Linked DNA regions of Homo sapiens: region 2 is linked to region 1. A link is an interaction called in ENCODE POLR2A ChIA-PET data of the cell type or tissue named here. Cell type or tissue: HCT116. All regions are shown on one strand. Each heading gives the region's core, and the rest is flanking DNA. Links, peaks and the distances in the headings are about the cores only.

Region 1 (12,628 bases), core at 4,609-7,108:
AGATCACTTGAGGTTAGGATTCCAAGACCAGCCTGGCCAACATGGTGAAACCCCATCTCTACAAAAATACAAAAATTAGCCAGGTGTGGTGGTACATGCCTGTAATCCCAGCTACTCGAGAGCCTGAGGCAGGAGAATTGCTTGGACCTGGTAGGTGGAGGTTGCAGTGAGCTGAAATTGCACCGCTGCATTCCAGTCTGGGTGACAGAGTGAGACCCTGTCTCAAAAATTAAATAAATAAATAAATAAAATACATACATACATACTTAACCAGGATGAAAAAAATAATGAAGAGCTACCTAAGAAGAATAACTGGGCTCTGATCTTGGTGAAAACCATCTTTGTTTTTCACCTTCCTGTTTATTGGTCTTTACAAGAGTTGTTGTGAAAGGCATTTCATTCTTTCCTGTCCTCCAGTACCTGACCACATGCCAATACCTCTTCTTCCTGCAATAATAGGAAGGGAAAGGGCTTTCCTTGGCAACATTAGGTCATAGTCCTCCCCAGGAAGAAAGGTCTGTCTGGATCATTAACGGGCATAGACTATTTTTAGCTAAGGAAAACAATTTTTCTTGTAAGAATTGCTATTTCCGTGCTCAGGGCAGCACATGCATCCTTTCTGGCTGCTTCCACCCATTGGCAAGGGGCCAGCTCTCTAATGGAATGTGAGCAGTCTTACTGCTAATCAAGATTTATGGTGGAGACCAGGACGCCTGGCCGCTCATTGGATTTGCAGACCCTCCAAGCTAACAGCGGCAGCCTTGAGATTAAGTGCAATGCAGAGGCTCTGGTGCTGTTCCCAGGCCCTCCCTTCTTCTCTGGGGCCAGCTTCTTAGCCACAGGTATCATCTGGCATTATTTTATAAGCTGTGCCATAGTGCAGATGTTCTTTTCTGAGGAATTACTTTCATTTCTGACTCATTTCAGGAAATGAGACAGTCTATCAGAGGTATTCTTCATTTCCAGACCCCTGGAGAGTTCATTTTCACCTGGGATTTCTAACCACATGGGGGCAGTGCTTTATTTACCCAGATGTGAGAAATAACAGTAATGAATAGTCTTCTTCTAAGGCAGCCCTTACTTCCCTGCAGAATCCAGTGTGAAGGCCCAGAGGTAGCTTATGCCCTTATTAGTGTAAATATTTCTGAGGCTTTGGTTTTGTGATGCTTGTGGACATGCTGTGTGTATGGGCTTTGGTGCAGGAAAAACATAATTTAGCAACAGATTTAAAAGGTAGTCTGGAGTGTTTCTAATTACTGTTTGTTTAGTTCACCATTGCCTAATAAGTGGATTTAAGTAACCTCGGGGGTAGGGAATGTAATGTTCATATTACAGTCAACCATGCAAATCAATTTCTAACTAAGTATTGCAGAGAACACACCGTGGAGCCATTTTATAGAAGTATTCCATTGAATCTTAAATTTAGACCTGAGAGCATTTTGGATTGGGCATTTCCCACTGGTTGATGCACACAGCCATGTGTGGTACAGTCCCGTTTAAGATCCTTCGGTGGCCTTTGGCATTTAGTTTTCTTGTTAATTCAATGTAGTTTTCTTTTTAATTTTCCCATCCTTCATTGACCATAATAGGGAACTGAAGTATTAAGAGGGCCCAGAACAGTAGTTGTCAACCTTGGTTGTAGCTTGGCATCATTCTGGGAACTTTGAAATTACTGATGCCTGAGGCCACCTCCAGAGATCTGGTTTAATTATTGGAATGCAGCCTCCACTGGGATTTCTAAAAGCTCCCAGAAGATGTTATTGTGCACCAGGGGTAGTGAACCACAGACCTGAGATGTCAGGGTCCTGAGAGCTCATCTCATCCAGTGGTTCTCAGCCCTGGCTGCAGATTAGCATCATCTGGAGAGCTCATGAAAGAAGCACTGAGGTCCCACCACCTGAAACGACCTTTCAGAGGAAGGAGCCATTCTTTTTAGAAGGTGCTCAGGTGATTTTGATGCACAGCAAGAGTTAAGGTTAACTGACATCTTAGCCATCCCATGTTATAGATAAGGAAAATGAGAGCAAAAATGGTCAAATGGCTTGTACGAGGTCAGGTCCTTGTTGTTACAGAGGCAGGTCTGATGCCGCCTCCTGCTCTGTCTGCAGCCTAACACCATCCCTTATATTGGCCTGTTGTATTTATTGATGCCTCCTCATCCTTCAGGTGATGTTCCTGCCTCCAGGAGGCCTTTTCTGACTCCTCATACTCACCTCCCATCCAGCCTGGGTAAGATCCCCTTCCTTTGTATTTGAACAGCATCCTTCCTTCTTTTTCCCCTCCGACTGTCAGTTCCGGGAGAACAGGCCTGTCTTTCCTGTTATTTCTGTAACAGTAGTGGGGTTTCAGATAATATTTGTTGAATTGAAGTTCTGTAACTTTTTATTCCTCAGTCCACATGGATTGCTGAAAATAATCCATTCCTATATGCATGCTTCAGAAAAGAACTTCAGAAAGCAAAAGTTATTTTTTTTTTGAGACAGTCTCACTCCGTCACCCATGCTGGAGTGCAGTGGTGCAATCTCAGCTCACTGCAACCTCTGCTTCCCAAGTAGCTGGAATTACAGGTGCATGCCACCACACCCAGCTAATTTTTGTATTTTTAGTAGAGACAGGGTTTTGCTATGTTGACCTGGCTGGTCTTGAACTCCTGACCTCAAGTGATCCACCCACCTCGGCCTCCCAAAGTGTGGGGATTACAGGTGTGGGCCACCATGCCCGGCTGCAAAAGTTATTTCTTACCTGTCTATGGCTCACTGTACTATGGGCCAGGATCTTAAAAGCAAGAAGGACTTCCCACCCTGCCTTCCAGGAGAGAGAGTTTTAGCAAAAAATGTTTGGCAAGGATATTTTGATGACAAAATAATGAAAACAAGATTTCAGTGACCTTACATGTTACTCAAGCTATGTACAACATCCAGGGACCTTCGAATAACATACAAATGTATATGGCATAACAAAAGGGAGTATTGTGGCATTACCTAACAACAAAAAGTTGTCTGAAGTAAATGATGCTATTTTATAAATATACATTTTAAGGACTGAATTATTATTTGGTGCAAAAGTAAATGATGCTATTTATAAAAATACATTTTAAGGACTGATTATTTGATGCAAAAGTAAAAGTAATTGTCATTACTTTTAATAGCAAAAAGTACAATTACTTTTGCACCAATCTATAATATTTTAAAGCAGCCACATTCTGTTAGTATAGCTGAATTAAATCCTTTGGCTTCTTTGGATTAATATGTTTTGTCTTTTCAAATGATTTTTAAAAACTCTATCTTCTGTCATTGCAGTGTACTTAGGATCATCCTTGGCCAATGTTCTATTTTTACTGGAAAAGTATTTTCAGATTTGCACTATTTACATTTACCCTTGTAGCTGTACCAGAGACTTTTCTGTAAAAGCAAGATCACAGCTAGTATCTGCTTAGCCTACAAGTGGCCAGGAAGCTCACTGCTGAGATGCTGAAAAGTAATAATTTTCTTGGGTGAAAAATACATAGTTAAAATTTTTTGGAACTAAAACTGCAAACTGGGCCTCGTTGTAGAGTAGACCCCAAGATGTTAAGATGGTGCAAACAGGACAGAATAATAATTGAAATGTGAAGAACCTCTTTGAAATCCTAAGTCTTCATACTTTCATGCATTATTTTTAAGAGCCTTCATATTGGAGAGCAAATGGTAATGTGGCAGTGTGGAAGTAAAGTCACCATATATCATGGAAAATCTTCCTAAAACAAATATTCTTGAAACTTTCAAGATAAAGCAAATCAATTTAGTTGGAGGTAAATATAAAACGTTTTTATATTAAATAACTTTTATTGTTTAAAGATGCAAATTTTTTGTGAAGATAAAACATGAAGATTTGAAGAACCACCTTTTTGGGTTTTTTTTTCTTTTCTTTTTTTTTTGCTGCTATGTAGGTGAAAAATTTAACAAAAACTACTAATGAGTAACCAACTTCTATCACACAAACTTCAGAGGCTCAGCAGTGCATTCTGGAAGTGAAGAGAAGGGTCAGGAGAGAAAAAAGGGTTTTTTAAATATGTAAGACTGCATTTTCAGTGTTTTCATCTATGTCCTGTCATCAAACTTTTATAACTACCCTGCAAATTAGGATTTATTCTGACCAGATTTTTACATTTACCTGTTCACTAGAGAGAGGAGCCAAAATTTAAATCCAAGTAAGTCTGATGTCCTTGTGTTTTTACACTGAATATGGCCTCTCATGTCATAAGAAGAGAGAATTCTCCAGAAGAGACATTATTAACTATGAGCGTTTACCATGCTGGTGGAAGAGGGCTGGCTTTAGCTTCCCTTAGAGTTCTTAATAAACACAAATAAGTTGATGAGAAAAAGTGTTGGCAGTGGTATGGAAAAAAGGGAATCCTTGTAAACCATTGGGAATATAAATTGCATAACCATTATGGAAAACAGTATGAAGATTCTAAAAACAAAAATCAAAAATAGAACTACCACATGATCCTGCAGTCCCACTTCTGAGTATATACCCAAAGGGAATGATCTTAGTATCTTGAAGAGACATTCACACTTTTGTGTTCATTGCAGCATAATTCACAATAGTCAAGATATGGAAACAACCTAAGTATCCATTGATGGATGAATGGATAAAGAAATTTTGGTCCATATATACAGTGGAATGTTATTCAGCCTTAAAAAAGAAGGAAATCCTGCCATTTGTGACAACATGGATGAACCTGGGAGATGTTATGCTAAGTGAAATAAGCCAGACACAGAAAGACAAATACTGTTTGACCTCACTTACATGTGAAATCTAAAACAGTCATAAAACCAGAGAATAGAACAGTGATTGCCGGGGGGCTGGGGGAAATGAGACATGTTGGTCAAAGGGTACAGAGTTTAAGTTAAAGAGGACTAAGTTCTGGGGATCTAATGTACAGTATGAATGGTGATGGAGTGTGTTAATTTGATTGTGGTAATTGTTACACAGTGTATATCAAATCACATTGTACACCTTGAATATATTCAATCTTTGTCAATTAAATATTTTAAAATGGAAGAAAGGATGGCCAATTTTGATCAAAAGTCATATAGTCAGATAGAATTTTGTGATCTGACTCCCAGAAACTACACATTTGATTTGGGGAAGGCAGCCAAGCAAAATAGTTGATAATTTGCTCTTTTCGTTTGATTCCTAGGTTTGAGAATCTTGGCTTTCCTACCTACTAGCTGTGTGATTTTGGGCAAGTCACTTAACCTCTTTGTGCCTTAGTTTCCTCATTGGTAAAATGGGAATGATAAAACTTGATTGCTATTGATTTTCTTCTCACATGCTGTGAGTTAGAAAAATGTAGGAATTTGTAGAATGGTTCTGTTCTGCTCCAACAAATTGGGTTCTTTGCTGTGAGCCTTGGTCTGCTTCCTATTTACGCCTCCCCATTAGAGCCATTTCTATTTCACAGGCACAGGGATCTCTTCTGTTGCTTCCTGGGAGAATCCTGAAGGAGGCTTGCCATGGGGTGAGGCTTCCTTGGAAACAGAGGCATAGTGTTCTAAATGAACTGAGGGTTACTAAGTGGTCTGAATACACTTATGGGTAAGGAATGTTATCACAGAGGATTGTTCATTCATCATGAGTCACAGAGCCTCCCAGAACTTTCTCTTGGAGCTCATGCTTATCTCAGCAGCACGGGGCACAACTGACCACTCCCTGCTTCCTGAAATTCTTTTTTTACTTGGCTTCATGATGCTACTTTATCTTGATTCTGCTCACTGCTCACTTGTTCTTTCCCAATCTCTCCTGCTGGATCCTTCTCTTCTTCTGGCCCCTAAACTTTGGAGCACCCAGGGCTTAGTGCCCTGACCCTCTTCCCCATCTCCACTCCTTAGGTGATCTCATTCATTTGCAAGGCCCTGAATGCCATCTGTATGTGGATGACTTCCACATACTTATGTCCACTCCTTATCTCTCCCTTGCTTTACAGCTGTCGGCTTTACTTCTTCACTTAGTTGTTTAGTAGATGAGTTGAACTTAACATTTCCAAAACCAAATTCTTGATTTGTTTCGTGAGTCTATACTTCCTCCATTGTTTTAACCTATGCAGTGATACCACCTAGTCACTCAGGCCCCAAAGCTGAAGTCATCCTTGATTCCTGCCTTTCTGTGACACCTCGTATTCTCAAATTCAAGCACCCAACATCCCCTGCGCCCACACCTAAATCGGAGCCCAGGCCACTACTAAGTTTTGCAAGGACTCCTGTAGTCGCTTCCTGCCACCATTCATGCACCTCTTGGTCTGAGTTCATAGAACAGTCACAGTGATCCTTCTCTTTTACACCTTTATACTGTCTGTAGTGGCTTCTCTACAAACAGTATAAAATTCAAACTCTTGGCCATGTACTGTAAGGCCTCTGCTACCTCTCCATCCTCTTCTCTTCCTGCTCTGCGTGTCTCTTAACTGTGCTCTAGCCACACCTGTCCCTTGACATGTCACTCCTTGCCTGGCCACTATCCTCATCATCCTCTCCACCCTCTGTCACCTCCCAACTCCTTTCTCATCTAGGATGCTTGCTGCTGCACTTCCTTCAGTTCTCACTTGAATGTCACCTACTCAGAGCTGTCACCCCTGACTTATCTATCTAAAATGTCACTGTTACTCTGTATCCTCTTAACCTGCTTTGTCTTCAAAACATTTATCTCCAACTGAAATTAGTATATGTACATTTGTTTGTTGTCTCTATCCCAGTAGATTGTAAGCTCTGTAAGGACATTGATCCTGGTGCTCGATAAGTTGTATGACTGAAGGAGTTAGTAAATTAATGCTCTGGAATCCCTGTGTTAAAAATACTAAAGAATCAAACACCTTTCTCTAGACCCTTAGATCCGTCTCCATCTCTTACCCTGTTTCTCTGTCTCCTTTTATTTATTTTTTTATGTTTATTTTTTGAGATGGAATCTTGCTCTGTCGCCCAGGCTGGAGTGCAGTAGCGCCATCTCGGCTCACTGCAACCTCTGACTCCTGGGTTCAAGCAGTTCCCTGCCTCAGCCTCCCAAGTAGCTGGGATTACAGGCACCCGCCCCCACACCTGGCTAATTTTTGTATTTTTAGTAGAGATGGGGTTTCACCACATTGGCCAGGCTGGTCTCGAACTCCTGACCTCATGATCCACACGCCTCGACCTCCCAAAGTGCTGGGATTACAGGCATGAGCCACCATGCCCGGCCTGTCTGTCTCCTTTTAAAGCAAAACTTCTAAAATGTTGCCTACATGTACTACAGCTTCTTCATTACTCATTTATTTTTCAATCTGTTACGTATGGTGTCTTTTCCCATCACTCTTCTGAAATTGATTGTGGCAGAGTCATTCAAGATCTGTGTGTTGCTGCTTCCAATGGATACGTTTCTATCTTACTGGATCTCTGAGTGGCTTTAAGCAGTTTTCTATTGCCTTCTTGAAATTACCTTCTAACTTGGCCTTCCCCCTTCCCTACTGGCCATTTCTTGATCCTCTACTGGCATTTCCTTCATTACTTGGCCTCCTGGGAATGTTGAGAATTCTTCATGCTATGGTTTAAGCCATACCTCTTCTGTCTACATGCTCATCTATTTCAGGGGCTTTAAATACCATTAATTTGCTGACTCTCCAAGGTGTATATCTCCAACACTGAGCTCTTCTGAGTTCTAGACGCCGTACCCTCCTCCCTCCTTGACAGCACTCCTGGATGGATGTCTCATGTTCAGGGAGGAACTCTTGATTTGCTTCCATGTCCCATCTACCCCATCCTGCCTCTGCGCTCTGTGTCTTCACCATCTCAGTAAATGGTACCACCATCCTTCCAATTTACAAAGTCAGAAACCTGTATATCATCCTTGGTTTCTCTTCTATTGTCCTTCCTCTCCCCCCAGTACTTCTACCTTCAAAATGATTTTGAGTATCTTCTCTGTCTCCACTACTATCATCTTAGGCCAGCTTCGTCACCTGGACTTCAACATTAGTCTAATGACTGGGTCTGTCGTTTCCACTCCTGCCACAGAAGTATGCTCTGTGATGGTGTGGTGCCATCCCATTGTTTACCTGTCAGTGTTTACCTCACTTGTTCCCCAGCCTCTCATGTCTTCACTGCCCTGCAGTCACACCGATCTTTGATCATATCTTTGAGCACACCAAGATACTTTCTGCTTCAGAACTATGGTCTTGTTTTTTCTTTTTCCTTGCATGCTCTTTTTTTTAGCCCTGCATAGCCAACTCCTCATACTTCATGTCTCAAATATCACCCCTCAGGGAGGCTCCTGTGACCCACCCTACCCGAAATACTTCCATCTCTTAATCTCTGCTATATCAACTTGTTTATTTCCTTCATATCTCCAAGCAGAGTCAGTTATTTTAAAAGTACTTATATTTAGTTTTTATTGTGGAATATAAGCTTCCTAAAAAGGGACATTTTCTGTTTTATCTTCTGCATCTAGCACGTGCCTGGCATATAGTAGGTGCCAGAACAGTGATTCTTACGTTTATATGTGTTCATGCCATGAGCTCCCCGCCTTTTTTAATTGGGGGAGAAATGAAAAGTTTTTATTTTAGTCAAAGTTTTACATAATTAGTTAGAATGTTTACATAACTCAAAAATTAAATAATGTTGCAGGTTTTGTTATGAAAACCAGCTGCATCACCTTTTCTGTTCGCTGTTCCCCAGAGGCCAGGATTTTTAACTGTAGCTGATTCTTTTAGTAATTACCTCTATATCTCTGGTTAACATAATTAAATTATAATTTATCTATTTTTCAGTTTTAGGCATTATCTATTGATGCAGAAGTATTTAGCTCTTTTTCACCTACTCCAGCCCCCTTCCCTTCTCTCACAAACTTTCCCAACCCCATTCCCTCAATTGTAATTGTGTTATAATTTTGGTAAGATCAGTATGCAGTGTTTACTTTATTATAACTATGTAATACTTTCCACAGATGAGCTATATAATATAGTTTGATTACTTTTCCTCTGGAGACTGTACAGCAGATACTGATATTATTAGTTTTTCATATAGTTATGAATAATTCAACCTCACACTTTTACCCAATTGTAAATCTCCTCTCAGTGTAATCAGCCATGCATGGAATCCTGTCAAATTCATCCTTTGGGGGAGATTCCTCCCACAGCCTTCTGATCTCCTCCACGCTGCCCAGGTTGGTCTTTAGACCTCAGCCGAGTGAGGGATTCCTTTTCACCACCATCCTGAGAACTTGTATTGGAGCCCTACATTTATGTCTTATTTTTTGTTGGTTTACTATTTTATTTTGATGGAGCATATTTCTCAGTGTCTTATGTAGAAAGGGTTAAAGGCAGGTAATTTTTTTTTAAACTTGCGGGTCTGACAATGCTTGTATTTTTCTCTGGCTTTCAGTTGACAGCTTGACTAAGTATATAATTCAAAGGTGGAAATTATCTGCTCTCAGAATTTTGAAGCCTTCTACTTTCAGGAGTTGCTCTTGAAAAGTTCCTGCCATTCTGACTTATGATCCTTTGTATGAAAAACTTTTCCGCTCTGGAATTTTGTGGATTTTTTTCTTTGAACGCAGTACTTAGAAATTCCATAATGATTAGTATGGTGGAAACTCAGGAGACCCTTTCACTATGGCAAGCCCCACCCAATTCATTTTTTTAAGTTAAAAAAATTATTATATGTATTTTTTAGAGATAGGGTCTTGCTCTGTTGCCCAGGCTGGAGTAGGTGGCACAATCATAGCTCATTCCACCCTCAAACTCCTAGCTCAAGCTATCCTCCCCGCTCAAACCACCCTCCACCTCGTAGCTAAGACTATATGCATGCACCACACCTGGCTAATTTTTAAATTTTTTTGTAGAGACAGGGTCTCTCTGTGTTGCCCAGGCTGGTCTGGAACTCTAGGCCTTAAGTGATCCTCCCCACCTTAGCCCCCAGAGTGCTGGGATTACAGGTGTGAGCCACCGTGCCCAACCCCCAACTCCATTTTTTAAAGGAAAAAAGTGTCCTTCAGTTTGTTTTCAGTCGTGGGAGAAAGGTGTTCTTTAATTCCTAATCCTTTTCAATTTGGGGAAATTTCTTTGACAGTTACTTGCCTTCCATTTTGTCTAATCCATGAATACGTCTGTTATTTGGATATTGGCTATCCTGAATTGGTTCTCCAATTTTCCATGTTTCCTATTTTTCACCTCTTTTTGCTTAACTTTATTGAACATTTCCTGAATTTTATCTTTCAAGCCTTCTGTATCATTTTAATTTCCAAAAGCTCTTTTTTTTATTCTTTGACTATTTCTCTCTTTCTCCCTCTCTCCCTTTGGTAACATCTTGTCCTTATTTCATGGATGCACTTTTCTCAATCTCTGATGATGCAAGAGTTTTTTGTTGTTTGTTTTAAGCGTCTTTTTCATGTGATTTCTCCCTCTTCACCAAGTTGCTTTGCTGTTTCTCTGTTAGATGCCCTCTCAGTGTCTGGGAAGTCTTGTCCCTTCTAATTTTTGAGTAGCTGTCTAGAAAGATGGCTGGAAGTTCTGTAGTAGTGGATGGCATTTGGCAATTATGCACTTCACTTTAGGGTGACCTGTTTGGCTGTTTGTTTAGGAAACTCTGTTAGTAATTTTAGGCCGTCCCTCCACCCACCCCTCCAAGTTAATCAGACCAAGAGAAAATACAGCTAGTCAGAAAGCTAAGTAGAAGTCTAGGAGTCTCAACATTCAGCAGTAATCTTTTGTGTAATCTGTCTTTTCAGTATGGGATCCCCATCCTCAACTGTGCCTAGTATCCTCTTGTCTGAAGAGCCTCTGTTCACTCTTTCCAGAGAATACCTTTCAAGTCTTTTCCTAGGTAGGGTGGGGTTGGGAGGCAACCACTTGTCTTTAAGCCTTGAGGAAGGGAATCTGGAGGTCCAACTCCTCAATAAACAGACTTACGACCATTCTCCTGCCCTACCTTCAGTCCCACTTCCAGAGGAGCCTGTGCTGCCAGCCTCTTGAGGGCTTATAATTTAAATGAAATTGCTTCGAGGCTTTCCTATTTTAGTATTTAGCTTTCTCCAATTGGCTAAGTAGTTGCACTTGCCTAACACAATGTCTCCCCAAATTGTGTTACTGTCTCTCCTCCTCTATTTTCTTTGTCTTTATTGGTTTATGTTCTGGTAGTACTTGAGGAGGGGGCAGAGCTAAATGCATATATTCAGTCTTCCATCTTTAAATAAAGTTTCACCGACATGAGTTTTTAATTGTTTACAAGGCATTTGATCACACTTCTGAAACAAATTTCTGTGTGACCTCTGAGTCCCCATTTCACCGTAATTCTTTTGTTACATTATGGGGCGAGTACGTGGAAAGCCCCTGGGTCAGTGTTTAGGACACTTGGGTTCCATTCCCACATTTGCTACAAACTCTTTAATCCTGGGCATCCTGCCTTGTCATTATTTCTGTTCCATAAGACTAAGGAATTAAAAATGATTTTAAGATCTCTTTTTACGCATAGATTTATTTCCAAGAAGTTGAGATAATTGTATGTAACTGAACACCGGAATAGGAAACAGAGTTGTGGCAGCCAGTTGAAGAAATGTGAAGTTAAGTTTCTCCTTGTATTTTTTAGTCAGTCTCAGTAATTCTGACATTTTCAAAGTCAGGTAAAATTGCAACCCACATTTCATGAACAAGAGCTGTTAAAAGGTTAAAAATTGTGGATTTTTTTTCCTCTGGGCTATTTTCAGCTGATAACAGTTCAGCTCCAAAGCACACTTGGATTCATGTTCTCAATAGCCAGATAAAATGTTAGTTTTGAACAGAAGAACAGGAAAGATAATAGAGGTCTATTTTTTCCCCTTTTGCCCTCTGGCAAGGATGGCCATCCTGGGAGCACCCATCAGGAAATGTGTCCTTCCCATCAAAGCCATGTTTGAAAAGATAATACGCCCATCTCTGTATATTTTTTTTCTCTTTTCTAAGTTGCTGCTTCTCAGCTGGATGGAAAGACAAAGTGGACATGGCATGTCACCGTGACTTTGAGTGACGAGTTTGATCAGTAACCCAGTGTGCTCAGCTGTGGTCAGTACAATGACTGAGGAGAAAATGTGGTTGTGAGATCAGTGACCCTGTGGCCTACAGACCAAAGGGCAGTGCTTCACAAATTGCCATGTACATGGGACCCAACCCCTCACCAATTACTAGCACAGAATCTCCATCAGGCAAGGTGTAGGAATCATTTTGCATAGTTCTCCTGGTTATTGTTACACATTTGATTCTTGCACTGATTCTGGGAAAACATTGCCTTGGGACAGGAAGCCAAAAAGAAAATTGGAGTCTTGAATATTTACAGAGCTCAGAAGAAAAACCCAGCAGAATGGAAACTGATCCTGGCACACCGAGTCAGCAGATGCTCTCCTATCAATCACAGAAACTGTTTCAAACTCTCACTGTCTTCCTCTATTCCACACCCTCTTGGCCTCTCAGTAGATCATTTTCTTAAATCAGAAAGGAAAGGAAACCTGCAGGGGCTACTGCCTCAACTTCTTTTATCTCCCTTCCTCCAAAAATGCATATACATTGTGTGCATGTAAATTGTATCATATATGTGTTTTTATATATATATAGAGAGAGAGAGAGAGAATATATGTATATTTTATATATAATGCA
Region 2 (11,754 bases), core at 4,755-7,254, 160 kb after region 1:
AAAGTCAGAGTGCTCTCTCCAGTTACAATCCAGGAAACTAAAGAATAACTTCTGTAACAATTGGCCCAATATGACCAGGACTTGATGAATAACTGACAGCTTCCCTAATTTTGGTCCCGGCTTATACCTTAGGACCAACCAGAGAAAGCCAAATATGCCCTGCTAATCATCGCATAGGATACCCGCTTCTAGTTAGCTACCTACAGCTTCCCACATCAGTGGCCTCCAATCAGGCATAGCGGAAGCCTTCCCACTCTTCTGCCTGCCTTTGAGTCTTTGTCAAAACACCAGTGAGAGTGGCTGACTCCCTTTGCTATAGCATGCTCTGAATAAATAGCCTTTCCTTCTCATGTGGATGGTCTTTGCTTATTTCCACATTATTACCGATACAAGGGCAGTGGATGTTTGCTGGGCAGTAGGACAAATACTCGAGTGCATTACTTTGGCAAACTCCTGCCCTTGGATCATACTGGGGTTGGTCAGGAGGGAGGTTGGTCATGATGACAGATAAATCCTGGGGAAATGTAGATTGGATCACTGGGAATGAAGCTGTGAACCTAACACGGTGAGTTTTGCCATTGATAAGCAATGGGGAACCTGTGGAGAACTTCAGAACGGAATGCTGTAGGCAAGAATGTGATCTTTGTCCCTGGTGAGGACTCATCTGCCTTCTCTCCTAAGCTCTCTCTTCTGATGTGCTCTTTGAGCCCTCGTCACCGTCACCGTTAAGATTCAAGGAGTTTGATAGCAGTTCTCACAATAGGGAGGCTGCCTTGCAGCATTCCTGAGGGGAGAAGGAGAACTGACCCCACCCAGAGCCTTCGGATTCCATGGAGCATTCAAGCATAAATGAAGGGGAAATCCTAGAATAACCTGCTGTGGCTGTGACCATTTCATTTTATTTGGGGAGATGTTTTCCTTTGGTTATGAAACAGATTTTACAAATGCTCTTAATAGCATTTCCATTTCCCAGCAGAAAACAAAGATAAGACAGGTAGCCCTTTAAACCCCTTGCCTCATTCCCGAAAACAGTTCAGCACATGGGATCCTTTACAATGCTGGAATGATTTGATTTTTGTCACTTTACCAACTGGAAGATACGCCTGAGATCGGTCTTGCCCTTCATTTCTCATAATTTCACCTGTTCTTGGCCATAATCAAACCTAGTTCTTCTAATTAGAACCACTTCGCACAGGAACTCAAGCAAGTAGACTGTGATTCCTAATACCGTTCAGGGTGGATAAGCACATTTATGTTACAAAATACCCTGCCATTACTTTCTTTCTTGTCATTGTCGCTTGAGGTGAGTCAGAGTGATAAATCGCTGTCAGTCACCTAAGAGGAAGCTGCAGGTAAGAGGCCTGCTCTGTGGTACAGAACATGCTACAGCCCTGGAAACAAGCGACAGCACTGGCTGCAACAAAATTCACGGGCTGACCACACCGCTGGGCTTTTTCTCCCCTACTTTGTCTTTAAATCAAATCAAATTTTACCTTCAAGTATTTTGGTTCCTTTGGGACAATCAATATTCACCATTGCAGGGCTCTAGCTTCAAGATCAAAATCTTACAGCAACCCTTTTCCCAGGACTGGGATAGAAGAGGAAGGAGGGAGGCAGTGCAAAGAATCCAGGGAAATAAAAGACAATTAAACAAAGGGAAATCTCTCTGGAGACTCCAACAATTAACAGAAGGCTCCCTGTCCCTCATTTCTGCTCTGTGGGAAACCTCTGGGTATAACTAAGAAAAAATATTCCATTTCAATTGCTCCCTAAAAGACTGAAAAGCAAACATATGTAAGGAGCAGCTCCCAGGAAATTGTTTAAATGCTCTTTTCATTGGTGGTGGTGGGGCAAATACAACACCAGGAGCTCTCATGGGATCCCATAGAGAACTATCACATAAACACTCACCCTTCATTAATAATGAGGCAGGTTAATGCGTTCTTGAGACCTCTTCTTCAGTCTCCTTCATGAGGATAAATCATTGCATTGCCTTCCTTGTTTTAATCTAGGAAATTGCACTGAAAGCCTAGAACAGAACTTTTCCCAGACAATATTCTTCCACATCATCTCTTGAAGCTCTATTACCTGTTCAATGTGAACAGTGTAATTCCTAATACTTGATTATGGCACTCTCTATTATAAAATGAATGGATCCCTGGATGTCTCCTCAGAGCTTTTTCCCTGGGTTTTCCTATTGTATTCAGGGCTCCAACCCTTGGCAGTTTGTCAGCCTGGATAATTCCACAATATTATTGTCTTCCAAAGCTTGTCTTTCTTAACATATCCAGTCATGGGCAACTAATTGCTTACTATAAATTCCACCACTTTAGCTGCTGCACCTAATAGTAAAAGAGAGAGCACACCAGTGTCCTGCTCACAAACCACCCCTCAGTGCAGCCCAGTTTCTGCCAGGATGGCCAGTCTGTTACAAACATATCTTTGTATCAGTCCTCCAAACATTTTCTTAGGAACTCTTTGACCAAGCCATGCTATGCAAACTAAGCCACATCTTTGTCATCTGTGAACCAGAGCCTGAGGCAAATGTACTCCCCTTCCTTCCCACCTACCCTGCATATTGTAAATGATGAGAAGGAAAGGAAACTTTGGGGTAAAAACTGAAGGTTTTAATCTTCTGATCTAAGTATCTTAAGAATATAGTTGGCATCATCAAAAACATACCATGTTTTAATTAGGCTGGACAAGTACATTTAGAGTACAACACAAACTCACTGAAAAAAAAAAATGAAGGCAAGGTCTGGGGCAAAGACAGCATCGATGGTGGTTTTACCTGGGTTCAAGGCAGCCTGCCTATGATATGGGAAAAGACATAAGATTTAGAAATAGAGGACCTTGATTCAAGTCCTGGATCTGCCACTGGCCAGCTTCATAAATTTTAGCAAGTTAAGAAACTGAATATACAAATGGACAATGGCCAGAGCTTATATAAAAATAGATCACTGACCCTCAGCCTGCAGCAACCTGCCCAGGAAACTAACCCCTTTATCTACAATCAGCCCAGGAAGCCAGCCTACTATAAGTCAGACTTGTAGGAGGTCAGAATGCTATGTCTAGTGACAAACCAGGAACCTAAACAACACCTCTCTAACAATTGGCCCAGTATGACCAGGACTTGATGAATAACAGCTTCCCTAATTCCAGTTCCTGCTTGTACCCTAGGACCAACCAGAGAAAGCCAAATATGCCCCCCTAACCATAACATAGAATGCCCACTTCTGCTTAGCTGCCTACAGCTTCCCCATGCCAGCAGCCACCAATCAGGGCATAGCTGAAGCCTTCCTACTCCTCTGCCTGCCTTTGAGTCTCTGTCAAAACACAAGTGACAGTGGCTGACTCCCTTGCTATAGCAAGCTCTGAATAAATAGGCTTTGCTTGTTCTCATTTGGCTGATCTTTATTTCCACAAAGGCATTTAACCTCTCTAGGCTCTAACTTCCTAATCCATAACAATGGGGCTTGTTTCCACTACTTGGCGTCATTATGAAGTCCCTAATGTCTATGCTTCTCACCCTGGATTCAGGGTGTATAAGAAACCACAGGATCAACATGAGTAATCCCCTTGGAGGTGAATGTTTCAATGATTAAAGGAGAAATGGTCGTATTAAAACAAACACAGATATATTTTGAAATTGCATGCAAAATTCAAATGAATGTTTAATATAAAATAACAATCTTTAAATAAATTCCAGCTGGGCATGGTGGCTCACGTCTGTAATCCCAGCACTTTGGGAGGCCGAGGCTGGTGGATCATCTGAGGTCAGGAGCTAACGACCAGCCTGGCCAACATGGTGAAACCCTATTTCTACTAAAAATACAAAAAATTAGCCGTGTGTGGTGGCAGGCACCTGTAATCTCGGCTACTAGGGAGGCTGAGGCAGAATTGTTTGAACCTGGGAGGCAGAGGTTACAGTGAGCTGAAATTGCGCCATTGCACTCCAGCCTGGGCAACAAGAGTGAAACTCTGTCCAAAAAAAAAGAAATTCCACACTTACAGTAAGCTGCTTCATCTAGGCCCCAGGGTTATACCTTAACCTTCCTCTGTCCTCAGTGAAACCTGTGTGGAAAAGACAAGGGTTGACATATGTTGAAAGCACCTTGTCAGCCATGAAATTCTAGAACAGTGTTCTCAAAGTGTGGTCTAGATTCCCCTGGGAGGGTCTAAGTCCTTTTCAGGAGGTCCACAAACACAAAACTATTTTCCTAATAACACAAAGACATGATTTGCCTTTTTACTGTCATTCTCTCACGAGCATAGAGTGGAGTTTCCAGAGGCTCCATGACATGGAACATGGGCATAGACTGAATGCAGGAGCAGGTATGAGCATCTAGCCGCTTGCTGTTAAGCCAGACATTAAAAATAAAAAACAATGCCACTCTTCTCACTAGATTATTTTGAAAAGTACATTCTTTTCCATTACAACATTTTATGTTTTACATGCAATGGGCTTATTCTTATTTTAAATTTTTTTTAATGTTCTGTTTTCATTTCTAATACAGTAATTTCTAATTCTAATACAGTATTTACTATATTCATACATATGATTCATACAAACAAAGGTTTTTGTGGGCTCTCATAACTTTTTTTTTGAGAGACAGAGTCTCGCTCTGTCGCCCAGGCTGGAGAGCAGCGGCGCAATCTCGGCTCATTGCAACCTGTGCCTCCCAGGTTCTAGCAATTCTCCTGCCTCAGCCTCCCTAGTAGCTGGGATTACAGGTGCACATGCCACGCCCAGCTAATTTTTTGTATTTTTAGTAGAGACGGGGTTTTACCATGTTGCCCAGGCTGGTCTCAAATTTCTGAGCTCAGACAATCCACCCACCTTGCCTCCCAAAGTGTTAGGATTACAGGCATGAGCCACCACACCCGACCTCAAAACTTTTAAGAGTGTAAAATTGTTCTGAGAACCACTGCTTTATAAAAATTTGGACCAGAGCTAATCATAGCATTTACATTTAAGTTGGCTAGTAAAACTTCAAGCACGAGGGTAGCAAAAAAGACCAGCGCAGTCTTTCCACTCTCTATGCATGTGAAATCCATTTTCTGGTCAATGCCAACCTCTAGTAAAGCTCTGTCTCTGATGCAGGGTCTGCGCTGGTGCTTCCGCTCAGGCAAGCTGCCTCATCCTGCCCAATGCCCACTGAGCTCTTGGTCTTCCTCATTTCCTAGTTGTCCATCCTGGGCTACATAGTGTGATAAGGCCTGCTGTGGTTTCTTTTGTGTATCCTGCCACATTCAGCACATATTTGCGTGTATGTGTGTGTGTGTGTGTGTGTGTGTATGTATGTGTGTGTAAGATATATATACACACATATATATTTCATTCCAAGCTGTTTTCCTGGAAATCCTGGAGTCCCAGAAAAGGACATGTGATCAGCAATACAGATTGAGCATCCCAAATCCAAAAATCTGAAATCCAAAATGCTCCAAAATCAGAAACTTTTTGAGTGCCAATGTGATGCCATGAGTGGAAAATTCCACATCTGACTTGATGTGGCAGGTCACAGTAAAAATGCAGGCACCCAAAACACACTTTGTTCAGCATCCCCAAGAGAAAATAAAATTACCTTCAGGCTATGTGTATCAGCTGTATGTGAAATACAAATTTTGTGTTTAGACCTGGGCCCCATCCCCAAGATATCCTATTACGTATATGTAAATATTTCAAAATTCAAAAAAATCTGTAATTTTTAACACTTCTGGTCCCAAGGATATCAAATAAGGGATATTCAACTTGTAGTAGTGTGACTAGTGTGCAAAAAGTGATCAGAACTATAAATCCTGGTGTCATCTAGAGGCCCACTGCAAAAACATGACCCACATTGATCCTGTAAGCCATATGCAGGGAGTAATTCCATTAAAGATATTTCTTTCAAACAGGGAATATTGTGTATTAATTCAGTATTTATAGCACACTTGGAAAAGAGATGTTCAATAAATACTTGTTGAATTAATGAATAAATGCCTCATCTGTCCTGATAATAGATTTTCTAACCAAAAGATGTAGGAAGTATATCCAGGAAAGTAGCATAATGTTAAGAATGACAGTTGCTTGCTCAAGTCACCAAATCAAGATGAGTAAAGCTTGGTTTGGTACAATGGCTAGTCAGAAGTCCTGATGGTGAGCTGTGAGGACTATGAGGAAGTGTCACCTGTGTGTCTTGAGTATAGATGCTGCTACTTCTCCAGCCACCAGCCCACCACTGAAGTGAGTCACAGTCCAGGATGCAGTTACAGTAGCCTACTAGAGTGGGCTGATGCCAGCGCTTAATCACAGGTCACACAGAGGCCAACGCAAAAGGCCATTGAAATGGATCTGGGACTCTGAATTTCTCAATCCCCATATCAAAACACTGCATCGAGCAAACTCCCAAACTCATCTGCGGTGTGGTTCTCATGAACTAATTCCCATCTGGTCTGCCCAGTTGGAGACAAACCTAAGCAGGAGGCAAATCAAACAAGGCTATCATGATATTGATGCCCTGTTACTCCTTGTCCATGGGAGAATGGTAAAAGGCAGTCTGTCTGGACATGAGGGCATTTGAATTTGGACCTTTAAACAAATTCTCAAAGGTAAATACTAACACTCATTTTCATTCAGCTTACCTGAAGACAATAATTACCAGAGTATTCAAGATATGATTTAATTGCTTTTTTTTTTTTTTTTTTTTGAGACAGTATCTCGCTTTGTTGCCCAGGCTGGGACACAGTGGCATGATCTTGGCTCACTGCAACCTCCGCCTCCCAGTTGACTGCTGTATGTGTTATAGGTTTGTCGATGAAATTAGACTTTTGGAACAACTAACTTCTGACTTTATTGACTCCCTCTATTATATATTTTCTATTTCAATAATATCTATTTTCTTTTCTGTTACTTTCTTTTTCCTTCTACTTTCTTTGGGGCCAACTCCGTGTTTTTCTGTATCGAATTTCTTAAGTTAGATTTATTCAATAATTCATTCAACAAATATTTGTGTGTCTATTATGTGGCCAGCATTGTTTCATGTGCTCAAGATAGAGTAGCATTGTTTGGCTCATTAATATTCCAATACTGGCATTTAAGACCATTAATTTTCCTCTAAATCGTATTTGAGCTGCAACCCACAAGCTTTTATATGTATAGTTTTTTGTTGTTGCTATTATTAAAAGTATTTTAGATCCTCCCTTGTTTTGCTTTTCAATCTGAAATGCCTTCATGCCATTTTAATTTTTAAAAGGTAATTTAATTGAGCCTAATTTCTTTTTCTTTTTTCTTTTTTTTGAGACAGAGTCTTACTCTGTCACCCAGGCTGGAGTGCAGTGGCGTGATCTCAGCTCAATGCAAGCTCTGCCTCCCAGGTTCACGCCATTCTCCTGTCTCAGCCTCCCAAGTAGCTGGGACTACAGGCGCCCACCACCATGCCTGGCTAATTTTTTTGTATTTTTAGTAGAGGCGGAGTTTCACCATGTTAGCCAGGATGGTTTTGATCTCTTGAATTGAGCCTCATTTCTTTTTCACCTAAGTTGCTTTGTTGTGTGATTTGAAATCTGTAAGACTGCCCTTATATTATCAAGTCTAACCTTAAATGCATTAAAGCAAGAAAAGTTTCTGTATACTCTAATACTGATTTTTTGACAGTTATTGAGATGAGTTTTGAACTGACATATAATCTGTTTTTGTGAAGGTTTCATGTGTGTGCTTAAGAATATATTTCTTGAGGACATCGGCAAGATGATAGAACAGGAAGTCCCAGGCTCCCATTTATTTATTTATTTATTTTTTGAGACATAGTCTCACTCCCAGGCTGAAGTGCAGTGGCACGATCTCAGCTCACTGAACCTCCACCTCCCAGGTTCAAGCAATTCTCCTGTCTCAGCCTCCTGAGTAGCTGGGATTACAGGCATGTACCACCATGCCTGGCTAATTTTTTTTTTTGTATTTTTAGTAGAGACAGGGTTTCACCATTTTGGCCAGGCTGGTCTCCAACTCCTGACCTCGGATGATCTGACTGCCTCGGCCTCCCAAAGTGCTGGTATTGCAGGCGTGAGCCACTGCACATGGCCAGACTCTCATTCTTCCAAGGAAATATCTAGTAAACAACTAATGACTAAAATAGCTTTATAGGAGCCCTGGAGACCAAAGATCTGCAGCAAACAAGTAAATGTCCAATCAAAAAAAAAAAAAAAAAGCCATACTCAAAATGGCAGTAATATTGCGGCATTTTAGCTCAACCTTGCCCTACCTTCTCTCTGGCATGGCATTGTTGGGAGGAAGTGGCCCATTTTCTGGCTCCCTCTTGCAGGATGAAAGGAAAAGTGTGAAACTTGTTTGCAATATTCTGACCTGTCTGTGGGCTGACCATGGAAATGATTTCTATATAATCTAACCCAGAGTTCAGATAGAAATGCCAGCATCGTTTGGATATCAGGTTGGAAAACATTGATGGCAGTGGTGGGTGCCATGGCATGTGAAGACTGCAGGGGGACTTCTGACTCATGAACATCTGGAGATAAGAGATTGCAGAAAGAATAATGCAAGAGTTCCAGGCCCTGAGAAGAAGCAGGGATGAGATTCTTAAGGAAATTAAGACATTTAAAAGCAGCTATATATATAGGAGAATGAGGTTGGGGTGGGAGGGAAGCATACAAACAGACCCAGAGAATGTGTTTGCTGACAAAAGATCTGAGAACAACTTAAGCCTTCATGCTGGCCTTATGAGAAGGTATACCATCTCCCTTACAGAGACAGTCAGCAAAGACTAGGAAAGGTGGCCGTTTTTCAAATGCCCAATTTTCAACCAAAGCAAAATCACAAGTCATACAGAGAAACAGAAATATGACTCATTCAAAGGAAAAGAAATTTCCAAAACCAACCCTAAAGAAATACAGGCTTTGGACTTACTAGACAAAGACTTTAAAACAACTGTCACAAATAAGTTCAAATAGAAATTTTTTTAATAACCAAATTCTGGAACTGCAAAACAAACACTGAATTGAGAAAATATATTAGAAGTGTTCATCAGCAGATAAAAACAGGAAGAAGAAAGAATCAGCAAACCTGAAGACAGGTTATTGGAAATTATCAAGTCTGTGTAGCAAAAGAAAAAAGAAGAAAGTGAATGGAGCCTAAGGGACTATGGGATACCATCAAGCCAACCAAAATATACATTAAAGGAATCTCAGGAGAATAGAAAGAAAGGGGTAGAGAGTTTATTTGAAGAAATAATGGCCAAAAGCTTCCCAAATTTGAGGAAATACATAGATATACAAATACAAGAAGCTGAACAAGCTCCAAGTAGAATAAACCCAAAGAAAACTACACTGAGACACATTATAATCAAGCTATCAAAAGACAAAGACTGATTCTTGAAGGATGACTACCAGAAGCTGGGAAGGGAGGTAGGGAATTGGGGCAGAAATGGGGATGGTTAATGGGTACAAAAAGTAGTTAGAATGAATAAGACCTAGTATTTGATAGCACAATAGGGTGGCTATAGTCAATAATTGTACATTTAAAAGTAACTAAAAGAGTACAATTTGATTGTAACACAAAGGATAAATGCTGGAAGTGACAGATCCCCCTTTTGCCCTGATGTGATTATCACACACTGTATACCTGTACCAAAATATCCCAAAATATCATATATATATATATATATATATATATATATATATATATATATACACCTACTATGTACCCACAAAAATTTTAAAAGAAAATTTTTAAAAGAGATTCTTGAAAGTAGCAAGAAAAAAGCAAATTGTCACATACAAGGGATACTCAGTAAGACTATCAGATTTCTCAGCAGAAACCATGCAAGCCAAAAGGCAGTAGGATGATATATTTAAAGTGTTGAAAGAGAAAAGAACTTCACCAATAATTCTATATCTGACAAAACTATTCTTCAAAAAATATGAGAGAAATTAAGAAATTTCCAGAAAAGCAAATAAAGAAATTTATTTCCACCAGATCTGCCCTACAAGAAATGCTGCAGTGATTTATTCAAGTTTAAATAGAGGCATACTAGACAGTAATTCAAAACTGCATAAAAATATAAAGTTCCTTGGTAAACACATGAACAAATACCAAAACCAGTATTATAATTTTGGTTTATAATTTCACTTTTTCTTCCTTTACAGGATATAAAAGCAAAAGCGTAAAAAATAAATCTATATTAATGCTACACAATAGGTCTGGGCACAGTGGCTCACACCTGTAATCCCAGCACTGTGGGAAGCCAAGGCATGTGGATCACTTGCGTCCAGGAGTTTGAGACCAGCCTGGGCAACATGGTGAAACCCTGTCTCTAAATACAATAATAATAATAATAATAATAATCATCATCATCATCATCATCATCATCATCATCATCATCATCATCAGCTAGCTGTGGAGGCTGAGGTGGGAGGATTGCTTGAGCCTGGGAGGTGCAGGTTGCACTGAGCCAAGATCTCGCCCCTCCACTCCAGCCTGGGCAGGAGAGAGGGACTCTATTTCAAAAAAAAAAAAAAAATAGTTGCACAATATATTAAAATGTAATGTGTTATGTTAATAACATAAAGGGGCATAGCTCTAGAAGAGTAATATTTTTATATGAAACTTAAGTTGGTATCAGTTTAAAAATATTGTTATAATTTTAGAATATTTTAGAATATTGTTAGAATTTAGAATATTTATATAATTTTAGAATATTGTTATAATGGTTACCAGAAAGAAAATATCTATAGAATATATGCAAAGGAAAATGAGAAGGTAATCAAAAATGTGTCACTACAAAAATAATTAAACATAAAGGAAGGCAAGAAGGAAGGAATGAGGGACAAAGAAAACTATAATACTCACAGAAAGAAAATAACAAACTACCAATAGTGAGTCTTGCCCTATCAGCAATAACTTTAAATGTAAATAGGTTAAACTTCCCAATCAAAAGACATAGATTGGCCAATTAAATTTTTTAAAATATGATTCTACTATATGCTATCTACAGGAGACTCACTTTAGATCTAAGGACATGCTTAGGTTGAAAGTGAAAGATGGAAAAAGATATACTATAAAAATAATAACCAAAGAAAGCAAGGATGGCTAAACTAATATGAGACAAAATAGGCTTTAAGTCAAAAACTGTTACAAGACACAAATGTTGATATTATGTAATGATAAAAGGGTTGATTCATCTAGAAGATATAACAATTATAAACATATATAGCAAACTTCAGAGGTCCTAAATATATTAAGCAAACATTGACAGAATTAAAAAGGAGAAAAAGATCTATAATTATAGTAAGACACTTTAATACCCCACCTTTTATTAATGATAGAACAGCTAGACAGCATATAAGACAGAATATAAGGACACAGAGGTCTTGAACAACATTAAAGACCAATTGGACCTAACAGACATACATAGAATATTTTATCCAACAAAGCAAAAAAAACACATTTTTTCTCAAGTATATTTGGAACATTATCCAGAAAAATCTACATGTTAGGGCATGAAATAAATTAAAAAAGACTGAAATCATACAAGTTATCTCTTCCAACCACTATGGAATGAAACTGGAAATCAATAGCAGAAAAAAATGGGAAAATTTACAAATATGTAGAAATTAAACAATACTCTCTTATACAACCATTGGGTCAAAAAATAAAGGAGAAATTAGAAAATATCTTGAGACAAATGAAAATGAAAACACAACATACCAAAATCCATGGGATGCAGCAAAAGCAGTGTTAATAGGGAAATTTGTAGATGCAAA

Evidence for each region. ChIA-PET counts read pairs that join two places held together with the same protein. Peaks named below come from ENCODE experiments on the same cell type or tissue, not always from the same donor. Only the 100,000 strongest peaks of a DNase experiment are listed, where the experiment ranks them.
Region 2: POLR2A ChIA-PET joins it to region 1 with 5 read pairs; 1 of 35 experiments calls an interaction of 5 or more read pairs at or near these places.

Annotation. Positions count from the first base shown.
Region 1 is chr12:45,268,296-45,280,923 of GRCh38, forward strand. The region is part of intron 1 of ANO6 (anoctamin 6); the gene reads left to right. Among named protein-coding and RNA genes, the nearest start is that of ANO6, 59 kb to the left of the region's middle. In HCT116, for the core only: no CTCF peak of the experiment used is centred there; a DNase peak (open chromatin) is centred at 5,596; H3K4me3 peaks cover 531 bases; H3K27ac peaks cover 1,069 bases.
Region 2 is chr12:45,432,979-45,444,732 of GRCh38, forward strand. All of the region lies in intron 5 of LOC105369743 (a long non-coding RNA gene), which reads right to left. It also overlaps a transcript of ANO6 not described here. Among named protein-coding and RNA genes, the nearest start is that of ANO6, 220 kb to the left of the region's middle. RefSeq lists enhancers at 1-703, 704-1,610. In HCT116, for the core only: no CTCF peak of the experiment used is centred there; a DNase peak (open chromatin) is centred at 6,253.